Linked DNA regions of Homo sapiens: region 2 is linked to region 1. The links are chromatin contacts, found by Hi-C or POLR2A ChIA-PET in ENCODE. All regions are on one chromosome and are shown on one strand. Each heading gives the region's core, a stretch centred on a gene start or an enhancer-like site at or near the end of the contact. The rest is flanking DNA. Distances are from core to core; before and after follow the strand shown. Region 1 has its middle 14 kb from the start of SSUH2. Region 2 overlaps LMCD1-AS1 (LMCD1 antisense RNA 1).

What was found. A loop is a pair of places that touch in the nucleus more often than their neighbours do. ChIA-PET counts read pairs that join two places held with the same protein, here RNA polymerase II (POLR2A). Pooled maps may share reads with other maps.
Region 2: a map of PC-9 shows a loop between it and region 1 (13-fold over the local background). The contact joins two enhancer-like sites. A Hi-C loop is called at or near these places in 4 of 168 maps with a recorded cell type or tissue (Caco-2, PC-9, ascending aorta and 1 more) and 10 of 50 pooled maps. POLR2A ChIA-PET finds 5 or more read pairs at or near these places in 2 of 52 experiments (HepG2 and OCI-LY7).

The regions. Positions count from the first base shown.
Region 1 is chr3:8,656,763-8,661,774 of GRCh38, reverse strand. It overlaps a transcript of SSUH2 not described here. Among named protein-coding and RNA genes, the nearest start is that of SSUH2, 14 kb to the right of the region's middle. RefSeq lists enhancers at 3,103-3,152, 3,183-3,232, 3,383-3,572. Within about 2 kb of position 3,299, at least 19 of the 41 ENCODE cell types and tissues checked have a DNase peak (open chromatin) inside an H3K27ac peak, as active enhancers do; they include PC-9, ascending aorta and endothelial cell of umbilical vein, where a contact is called at or near this core.
Region 2 is chr3:8,442,055-8,447,024 of GRCh38, reverse strand. The region is part of intron 3 of LMCD1-AS1 (LMCD1 antisense RNA 1); the gene reads left to right. Among named protein-coding and RNA genes, the nearest start is that of LMCD1-AS1, 57 kb to the left of the region's middle. Within about 2 kb of position 2,549, at least 31 of the 41 ENCODE cell types and tissues checked have a DNase peak (open chromatin) inside an H3K27ac peak, as active enhancers do; they include PC-9, ascending aorta and endothelial cell of umbilical vein, where a contact is called at or near this core.

The sequences.
Region 1 (5,012 bases), core at 2,050-4,549:
TGCTTACTTACAACAGGTTCCCCAAGCTAAGCATTGCTGTTCTGTAATGCAACCCACTGCATATACAGTATTACCTGGCCCTCTTCATGTGGTCCTGTGGAAACTGAGGCTGAGGGCACTGGTGCAAAAACCTTGATTGTCTGGCTATTGCTGTTGCTGTGATAATAAAGTCCTTTGTCTCGGATTCGGGAGTCTCTCACGCCTCCTGTCAGCATCCATGAAACAGGCAGGCTGACTTGTTGGCTTGCAGGTAGGGTAAAATCTCATTGCCTTCACAGTTCCTGACAGCTTCCAGGTTCATGACTTAGAGGAGGCAGAAGTTTAGGATTTTAATGATGAATCAGCCATAGCATCCACTCTTAAATTGCTCATAGACTAATGGGTGTAGAGGGAAAAGGATACGTGAGAGAATGACATACAAGTTAAACAGTGAATACTTTCAGAGCAGTTAAGGAAAAGACAGTTGTTGGGCATGGCTTGAAAGATGAATGAGATTTTGGTGGATTAGGAAGCTGGGCAACGGAGTTCTAGGCAGAGGGAACAGAGTGAGTGAAAGCACAGAGGTGCATGTGAAGGCCAAGAGTGGATTCAGGGGACAGTGCCTGGTTACTTACAATTGTAAAATATTTCTTTAGTAAGGTGTAAGGAGCAGTGGCTAGAAGAAACAGCATGGACTTCGGCGTCAGACAGTAAGTCCAAGAGCATGAGAGCCAGAAATGCATGGCCAGCTGGGCTGGACAGCTTCATCCATTCTTCCAGAGTCACCCTTTACCCTTCACATCCTGCTCACTGTCCTGGCAGCCTGGCCTTGTCCCCTTGCTCTGTCTGGGTTGGCCAATGGGAGGTGCCAGTGAGAGATGAGTGTGTTGCAGGAAACTGAGGACAGGAGAGACTGATACGGAGAACAGGAGGATTGTTTATTTTAGGTACTCACCGGCTCAGTGGATTCATATCCAAAAAGCTGAGCATTGAACAAAGACTGAGCACAGTTTTTATAAGTTGACTACAGAAGCAAAACAAAAGCAGCTAATCATATGATAGGTCATATAATCTATAGCATAACGTAACTTGTGGCCCTGCATAGCTGTTGGCCTTGTGAAAGAAAAACAAGAACAGGCTAAATATAGACATTTGTAAAACACAGCTGTACTTAAGAAGCCAGGGAAAGGAGCAGTAACAATAAAGGAATTTGTCTTTCTCTCTTTTTTTCCCTTCAATCTTGCTCTGGCAGGGGGTTGTCTGGAGCCCATTCTTTTGGCCTTGGCTTCTCAAACAGTGTTATCTTATAACTGTTCTTGAAGTGAGATTGCTAGACAGAGGAAAACTTGTTCTTTTCTTCTTAACCCTTGACTTGCCTGTTACTTTTCTTGGAGTGAATGAATGCATATTTATTTTAAGTTTCTGCCTCAAGTGGATGAGAGGCGAGTGAGGTCAGGGTGTTGATCTTGGCTCCTGGCCTGCAAGGTTGCCTTGGGCTGCTCTTTTCCTTTGATGGAAAGTCACTGTGCCCTCAAGGGGGTCTCTAACCAGCGCTCTCTTTATGGATTTCTATAAATTCCTTCCTCTCACCTTTTCAAGTGGTAATGGCTGCATTACAACTAGCCAGGTAACCACACTCTCCTGTGTGGTCCCCAACCCTGCCTGTTAGGAATTGTGTAGTCCCTGTGGAAACTAACACGCCTCCTGGGATCTGACTGGAGCAGACTAGCTTCCCTGTTGGGACCCGAGTGGTACAGTGGCTGATGGGGATGAGATGGGAAGAACGTTAGGTCAAACCCTAGAGGACATGTGTTAGGAGCCTGTCTGAAGAATGGTTTCCTAGTTTCACCTAATGAACTCCATTCTCCCTTTAAGATCCAACTCAGATGTCTGCTTCCCTGGAAAGATTCCCATGAACCCATGCCACTTTCCATAGCATTTATTGACTGTGTTCTAATTGCCTCCTTCTCTATCTCTCTCTCTTCTGACTGCAGGTATCTGATGAATCTCCATATCTCTTACACTGCACACAATAAATACCCATTGAATGAATGAATACATATATGGATGGATGGACAGACGGATGATGCATGGTAGATGGATGAATACTGGATCCCATGCCCATTGAGGGTTTGGGTCAGGGGACTGATGTGAGCAGACACACAGAAGCACGGGCAGCCCCCGGCCTCCAGCAGATTCTTCCAACCCAGCTGGAAAGACATGATATGGACTTGGGAATTCTCTAACTCTGAAAGGCCCCCTCTGCTGAGGTGTCCCATGTTCACAGACAGTGTGCATGACCAGAGGTCAGAAAGAAGGGAGCTCACTCTGCTCTGGGCAGGGGGAGATCAGGGAAGGCTGCCTGGAGGAGGTGAGGCTGGAGTGGGGCATTGAAGGATGGGAAAAGTTATGTGGATGGAGAGGCGGAGGGAACAAAGGCCTGGGAATCTGATGGGCCAAAGGGAAGACAGGAGACAAGTAAAGCTTGGAGATTTTGTCGAGAAAAGAAGAGAGGAGGCAATTAAGGTGGGAGAAATGACACCAGAAAACCACTGAAAATGCCCCAGTGGGGTTTGTTACTTTTAAAAAAAAAGCAACCACAAAGAAAGACAATGAAACATCCATGTTTTCTTTAGTAAGGTGTAAGGAGAAGTGGCGCCAAGAAACAGCATGGATTTCGGAGTCAGGCAGACCTGGGCTAGAATTTCACCCTTGCTGATTTTTCACTGTGTGACTCTGGGCAGGTGACTTTACCTCTCTGAACCATAGTTTCCTTTTCTAGAAAATGGGCCTTGTAATAGTACCTCTTAGGGCTGCTGTGAAGGAAGGATAACATGGAAGCAACATGCCTATCATAGTGCTTTGTGTATGGTAAGTACTTTGTTGATGTTATTGTTAATAATATGACTACTATAGCCTTTATTATGTTTTGTTTTGTTTTGTTTGGGGGAATGTGACATTTGAGAGTCCTGGGCATTGTCTGCAGTAGCTGTGGCAGCTGTGATTGTGGGTAATAGAAGGAGAAGTCATGCAGGCACAAGGCTTTTTTTCTTCTCTGTTTTTTTGTGGCCTGAAAGAATGAGATAGCAGAATATTAATACTGCTATCTGGAGGCTTGACGCTGGGGCCTGGCGGGGGCTTGTTTTTGCAGCCAGAAATAGTCTGGCCTTTGCCTTTCCAGTGGGCAGGTTGCCAGGCCAACGAGTGTGTAAACCACCCGGCCGAACAAAGCAAAACTATTTTTACCTTGGGGAGCCCAAGAATGCATCACAGAGTTTACGCACCTGCCCCACCCAGCCTGGCGGCCCAAGCCAGTCGCCAATGGAGGCTGGTCTGCGGCAAGCAAGTGGAAAGCAAACAGTCCTGCCCCTTGGGGACCAGCTGCCCTGGCAAGGATACCAGGTGTTCCAGAAAGGCCCAGAGTACCCCCTCTTTCTCCTCTAGCCAGAAACTCTGAGAGAGTTTCTGAAGTGGTCACGCAAGGAGCAATAAAGGTTTAATTTTACCACCTAATTCGATATGAATAACAGCAATTCTACTCATAGCAATGCCTTCCACTTACTGAGATTCTGCTAGCCACAGGCACTCCGCTAACTGCTTACACATGTCGTCATCTCTTAGCCTGTAATAAATATCTCCATGAGGGTCATCCCCAGTTTTCTGATGTAGAAGCTGAGGGTCAGAGAGGTTAAGTGACCTGCCCAGGGTTACCCAGCTAGGATGCAGTTTGACCCCAGGCCCATTCACTGCAGAGTGGATGCTCTTCTCACCTCCCTCACTGTCTCCCCACACATGGGAAGAACAGGGAGGGCCAGCCTTGGAGTTGTCGTGGGGAGAAGGGTGCCTACGGTCCTGCCCATGCAGGGCTATGCAGGCGTGGAGGCTGGGAAGAGACTGGGACAGCCCCACTGCCTGCTGATACCAGCAGATATGCACACATACTGGAGAGCGAGGGTGGCGCCATGCCTGGTTCTCTGCTGAGCAAGAGGGAGGCCAGGGTGTCGGAGTCTACAGAACTGAATCCTCCATGTGTTACCATAGTGAAGGCTTTTCTTCCTTTCTCCCTCCCTCCTTCCCTTCCTTCTATACTCACCTCTTGGTAGGATGTGGTAGAAAGAGCATAATTTCGGTAGTCAGCCTTTGTTCCCTCCTCTTCTCCATGTACTTGACTCTTTTCATCCTTCAGTGCCCAGTGTCAGCCTCGCCTCCTCCAGGCAGCCTTTCCTGATCTCCCCCTTCCCAGAAAAGAGTGGGCTCATCTGACCTCCTGTCGTACCCACTGTCTATGAGCATGGAACACCTCATGGAGGGTGGCCTGTCAGTGCTAGAGAACTTCCACGTGTCCATGTCATGCCGTCCCACCTGGGTTGAAAGCTGCTTGAGGGTAGGGGCTGAGTCTTGGGCTTCTTCATGCCACTTTGTATTACTCCTCTGCCTCCTAACCTTCCATGACTTGTACCACCCTTTGGATTGATTATTCATCCACTCACCTATTCAACAAATACTCATCAAGTGCAGTGTCAGTTATGTGAAGATGCCTGAGATGCTATCCTGAAGTCTAGAGTCAATCAGGAAAGAGAGCTAAGAAAGGAGGTAATTATAAAACAGGGTGGTGGGCCAGGCACAGTGGTCCAGGCCTGTAATCCCAGCACTTTGGGAGGCCAAGGCAGTAGGATGACTTGAGGTCAAGAGTTCCAGACCAGCTTGGCCAACATGGCAAAACCCTCTCTCTACTAAAAATACAAAAATTGGCCGGGTGTGATGGTGCATGCCTGTAGTCCCAGCTACTCAGGAGGCTGAGGCAAGAGAATCACTTGAACCTGGGAGGTGGAGGTTGAAGTGAGCTGAGACTGTGCTACTGCACTCCAGCCTGGGTGACAGAGTAAGTGAGACTCTGTCTCAAACAAACAAACAAACAAACAAACAAACAAACCAAAAAATGAAGCAGAGTGGTAAATCCCATGGAAGAGGAGGCAGACTCATCGTGGGAGCCAGAAAAACCCACATTCAAATCCCGGCTCCACCACTTCCCA
Region 2 (4,970 bases), core at 1,300-3,799, 210 kb after region 1:
GCAATGAGATGATACTTCACACTCACTGGGATGGTCATAATAAAAAAAGGAAAATCACAAGTGATGGTGAGTATGTGGAGAAATTGGAACCCTAATACATTGCTGACTAAAATGTAAAATGGTATAGCCTGCTGTGGAAAACAATTTGACAATTCCTCAATAAGTTAAACACAAACTTATTATGTGACCTAGTGATTTCACTCCTAAGCGTATACCCCCAAGAATTGATAACAGATGTTCAAACAAAAACTTGCACACTATTGTTTATGGCAGCACTATTAACAGTAGTCAAGAGGTGGAAATAACCTACATCTATCAGCTGATGAATGGATAAACAAAAGGTGATCTAGAATAAATCACTGGTTCATTCTACAACATGGATGAACCTTGAAAACATTTTGCTAAGTGAAAGAAGCCATATGCCAAAGGCCATATATTGTATGATTTCATTTATGTGGAATATCCAGAAAAGACAAATTAATAGAGAGAAAAATCAGATTAGTGGTCGCCAGAGACTGAGGGGAAGCAGGAATGGGGAGTGGCTACTGAATGAGTATGGAGTCTCCTTTTGGGGAGATAAACAATTCTGGGACTAGACAGTAGTGATGGTGGCTCCGCATTGTGTATGTATTAAATGCCCACTGAATTGTCTACTTTAAAATGGTTAAAATGGTAAATTTTATGTTATGTGTATTTTACCACATGCATACACAAACCTTTCCCAGGTTACAATAAGGCATGGCCATTTTTGTTTCAATAGGATTTGTATAGATTCTTTAGATATGGGTGTATTTTTAAAACTATATAGACTATTATGAGTTTAACACCACAACTGCCCATAGTGTGATCTGTGGATCAGCAGCATTTCCATCAGCTGGGAGCTTGTTAGAAATATAAGTTCTTGGATCCCTCCCCAAACCTAGTGAGTCAGATTTTCTGGAGGTGGGCTCAGCGATCTCTGCTTTAACAAGCTCTCCAGGCACTTCCTATGCACACCAATGCCAAGTTTGAGGAGTATTTCTTTACGATTCACTAGGCCATTGGTTCTCAGCTTTTAGTGTGAGTAAGAATCAACTGGAGAGTTTGTTACACAGGCAGGTTCTTGAGTCCAGAGACTATGATTCCTTACATGTGGATGATGTTCAGAAACCTGCATTTCAACAGGCATCAAATGCAGGTGGTCCAAGGACCAATTTCTAAAATGCAGAAATAATGAAGAAAATTGATTTTTCAAACTTTATTGTGCATGAGTGTAAACTGGAAAGTTTGCTAAAATTGCAAGTTTCTGGGACCTGCCTCCAGATGTTCTGATTCAATAGGTCTAAGATGAAGACTGAAAACTCACCTTTTTAACCAATCACCTCAGTTAATTCTGAGGTCAAGAGACCACGTTTTAAAAACCACTGCCCCAGACATGAAGCTCCCTGAGGACAGAGGACAGCTTTCAAGTGATCTTGCTAGGCTAGAGCTATGGCTTCAATCTAATAAAATGGAATTCACTGGAATGGTTTGCATGTTCAGGACTTGAGCCCAGATCATCAATTACATCAGTAAAAAATCCAGGAGATGTGACTTACCTGCCATTCACGTAAAAGATACAAAGCAAAAAGAATCCCTCTGTGGTTGTATTCAGTGTTATATACTGAGGAAGCTAAGACAGACTTAGGCTTACTTAATAGAAGTGTTGTATCTAAATAGTTGGCATTCAAACTGTACACAGAATATCTTTAATTCTAGATGTTACACACTGGAGCGGAAAGTGAAACTAACATTTATTGAGGCGACTACACATTTATCTTATTTATTAAACTATTTTATTCCATTGAATGCTCATCCTATTACATAATCTTTAAAAGATTATACCCATTTTAAAGGTAAGCAAAATTGAGGCTGCCATGAAGGAGAAGTAGCTTGCCCACTGATTTTCTACTTTTCTCCAGAGTACCTTGACATCTCTTTTGCCACCAGCACTGATAGCCTCTGTGCTGGGAGATGCTCAGTACAGTCAAAGGGGATTGGTTCCAGGGCCATTGCGGATACCAAAAACTGCTCCTGCTCAAGTCCTTTATGTAAAATAGCATATTTGCCTGTAACCTATGTACTTTAGATTACTTATAATACCTAATACAATGTAAATGCTACGTAGTTAGTTTATATTTTATTTATTTAATGTACTTTACAATTCGTATTATTTGTACATTTTTTGGAGAATATTTTTCATTTGGTTGAATCCGCAGATGTGGAACTCGCACATATAGAGTGCTATAATCCCACTCTAGCAAAGTGTCCCAATGCCCCACTGTAAGCCCTGTCATATTGGGAGGTCATCCTTTGTAACATGGGAACGAAGCTGCACAGCTTCTGAGTTCAACATTTCCTCGTGGAACGATTCCAGCCCAGCGCTGGGATGACATACTGTTTGCTTTGCGTCTCTGGTATGTGCCTGGTGAAATATTTACCAACTGGTCCGCTCTGTCCACAGAGCGGCCGTGAGACTGTCTGTGTTTGCTCCAGTCAGCTTCCTGGCTCAGCCTGTTTCCTTGGCAACGGCCTTTCCTGTCAGCAGCCTTGAAGGAAGGTATAAAAGAGCACACTGTTAGGAATTGCTGTCTGGGGCCCAGCGGGGTTAGGTTTGCCTCCTGGATCCTTAACAAGGAAAGAGGAGTAAGTTCTTCTCTTAAGCATTGCCACTTGCTTTTCCTGTGTCCTGAAAACTATCTTTTCAGCTTTGTGTGTTACATCAGCCAGGAAGGTTACACTATGTGATCTGGTGGGAGTTGGGGACGTGGGGGGGATGGAGGAGGAGGCATTTCCCCACAAAGGACTGTAATTGAATCCTGTGATGGTTTTGTAGTGTAATAATCTGATTTTGATTTGTCAATTATTTTCTCTTCTCTTAAATAGCTCTCCCACATTTTCCTTCTCTGCTTTATTCAGACCTAAACATTCCTGACTTAGGAAGCTTAATGTCCCCCAGAGTGCCTTCCCCGACCACTGCTTTACCCCACCAACCTGAAGCCACTGAAGGTGTTCCTAAACCTTCAGCGGACTGAATTGCTCCTTTGCTCTGGAATTTCTGGTGACTCCCTGTTGCTACCAGATGAGCCCCAAGACCCCTATGATGGAATCCGATGTTCTCATGCTTGAATGAGCCCAGCACTGCCCAGTGGAGGTGATTGTAAGCCATATATGTCATCTTAAATTTTCTAGCAGCCACACTAACAAAGTCAAAACAAATGAGTGAAGTTAATTTTAATAATATATTTTATTTAGCTCAGTATAACCCAAATATTATCATTTCAACAGCCAAACAATGTAAAAATATTAATGAGGTATTTTACTTTATTTGCTCCCACTGAGTCTTCAAAATCGGTGTGTATTTTACACCCACAGCACATCTCAGTTCAGACCAGCACATCGCAAGTGCTCAGGGGCCTGTGGCTCTGTATCTAGCCCCTGCCTACCCTTCCTGCCTCTTCCTGCTCCACCTTCCCAAACCCTACAAGTTTCCCAGTCCCTCACATGCATGAAAACTTTTGCCATCCTGTGACCTTCTCCTGCCCTTTTGCTCCATGCTGTGCTCTTGCACTTCTCATTCCTGTTGCCTGGCTGCCCTTCTGTACTTGAACTTCTATTCATCTTTTAAACCCATGTTTAACGTCTTCTTTTTCCTTCCCTGTTTTATCTGTCCAGTAGCACCTTGTGTGTATCTCAGATATAACACTAAGTGTGTTGTATTCTGATTATTCGCTTAGAGGTCTCCTCTACCACAGGGAGCAGTTGTAAAGGCAAGGGCATGTTTTGGTCACGTTTGTGGCTCCTGGTAAATATTTGAATGAATGCATGAATGAGGGAATGAGGACATGGAAAACTGCTTTGGTGCTGATGTTAGGATGTTCCAGTTTCTCTTCTGCTGTATGAGGAGCAATGCTTCATTCCAAACTACTGTTGTCCCTGTACTTTTGGTGTTTCACTGGGAGAGTTTGAGCTTAGCTGAGCTTTCTACATCTCTTCATGTGCTGTTTTTCTTTTTTCTACCTACATTCTCACTCACTTTCTGTATCAGACAACATATACACTCAGATCTTTATCCAATGCCCAATGACATTGAGAAGCTAAATAGGTTGATTTAAAACCACACAAAACACTCCCCCTCGGACTCCCCCAAATGAAGTGCAACCTATACAATAAACGTCAAAAGTGAAAAAACAAACCCAAACCAAAACCTTCTGCTGTTTCTGGCAATCCAGGTTACTGTTCTCCACTACTGGCTATTATAATTTGCTGCTGTAAAATCAAGGAGTAATTATATTAGAATAATGGAGTTTAATGAACTAAAGAAATGCCCTGGTCTGCCTTGGAACCTGTGGCTGTGGTGTTTCTGTAATGGTGGTAGCGGGTCATGTCCCTGGGATAGATGTCATGGTATAGATGAAAGAGCCCAGGTGGAAAGTCAGAGAGTCCTGGCTGCAATCCTAGTTCAGCCCCTTCCTAGCTGTGTGGACTTGAGGAGGTAACAACCTCTTGGGCCCTCAGTGCTCCCACCTGTGAAATGGGGATAGTGGTGGTCCTGCCCTGCCGGGCATGTTCTGAGAATTAACTAAGATGCTGTGTGTTTGAGATGCAGGCGCCAGGACACCAGAGATGTGGCGTCTCCTTTGGTGACAGTTATAAAAGTCAGTCCTGCTTTACCTAGAGTGATCTGCATGCCACATTCCTTAGCTTTAAGACTTTTCCAGGGCTGAGTCCAGGAATTCTTTGGGATCAAGATTCCTTGGCTTCATTTCTCCGTTTCTAACGGGTTTTGTGTTTGGTGACATCTAGTGGTTGAATGAGGTTGTTGTCAAAGCTGAGTGCAAGGCCTCAAGTTTTCCCTCCCTTCTTCTCCACCTTCCCCAACCCCGGGGTCGCATTCCTGAAAAGCTGCCTCCTTTATCTGTCTTTCTTCAGTTTGCCTCCATGTGTCTGTG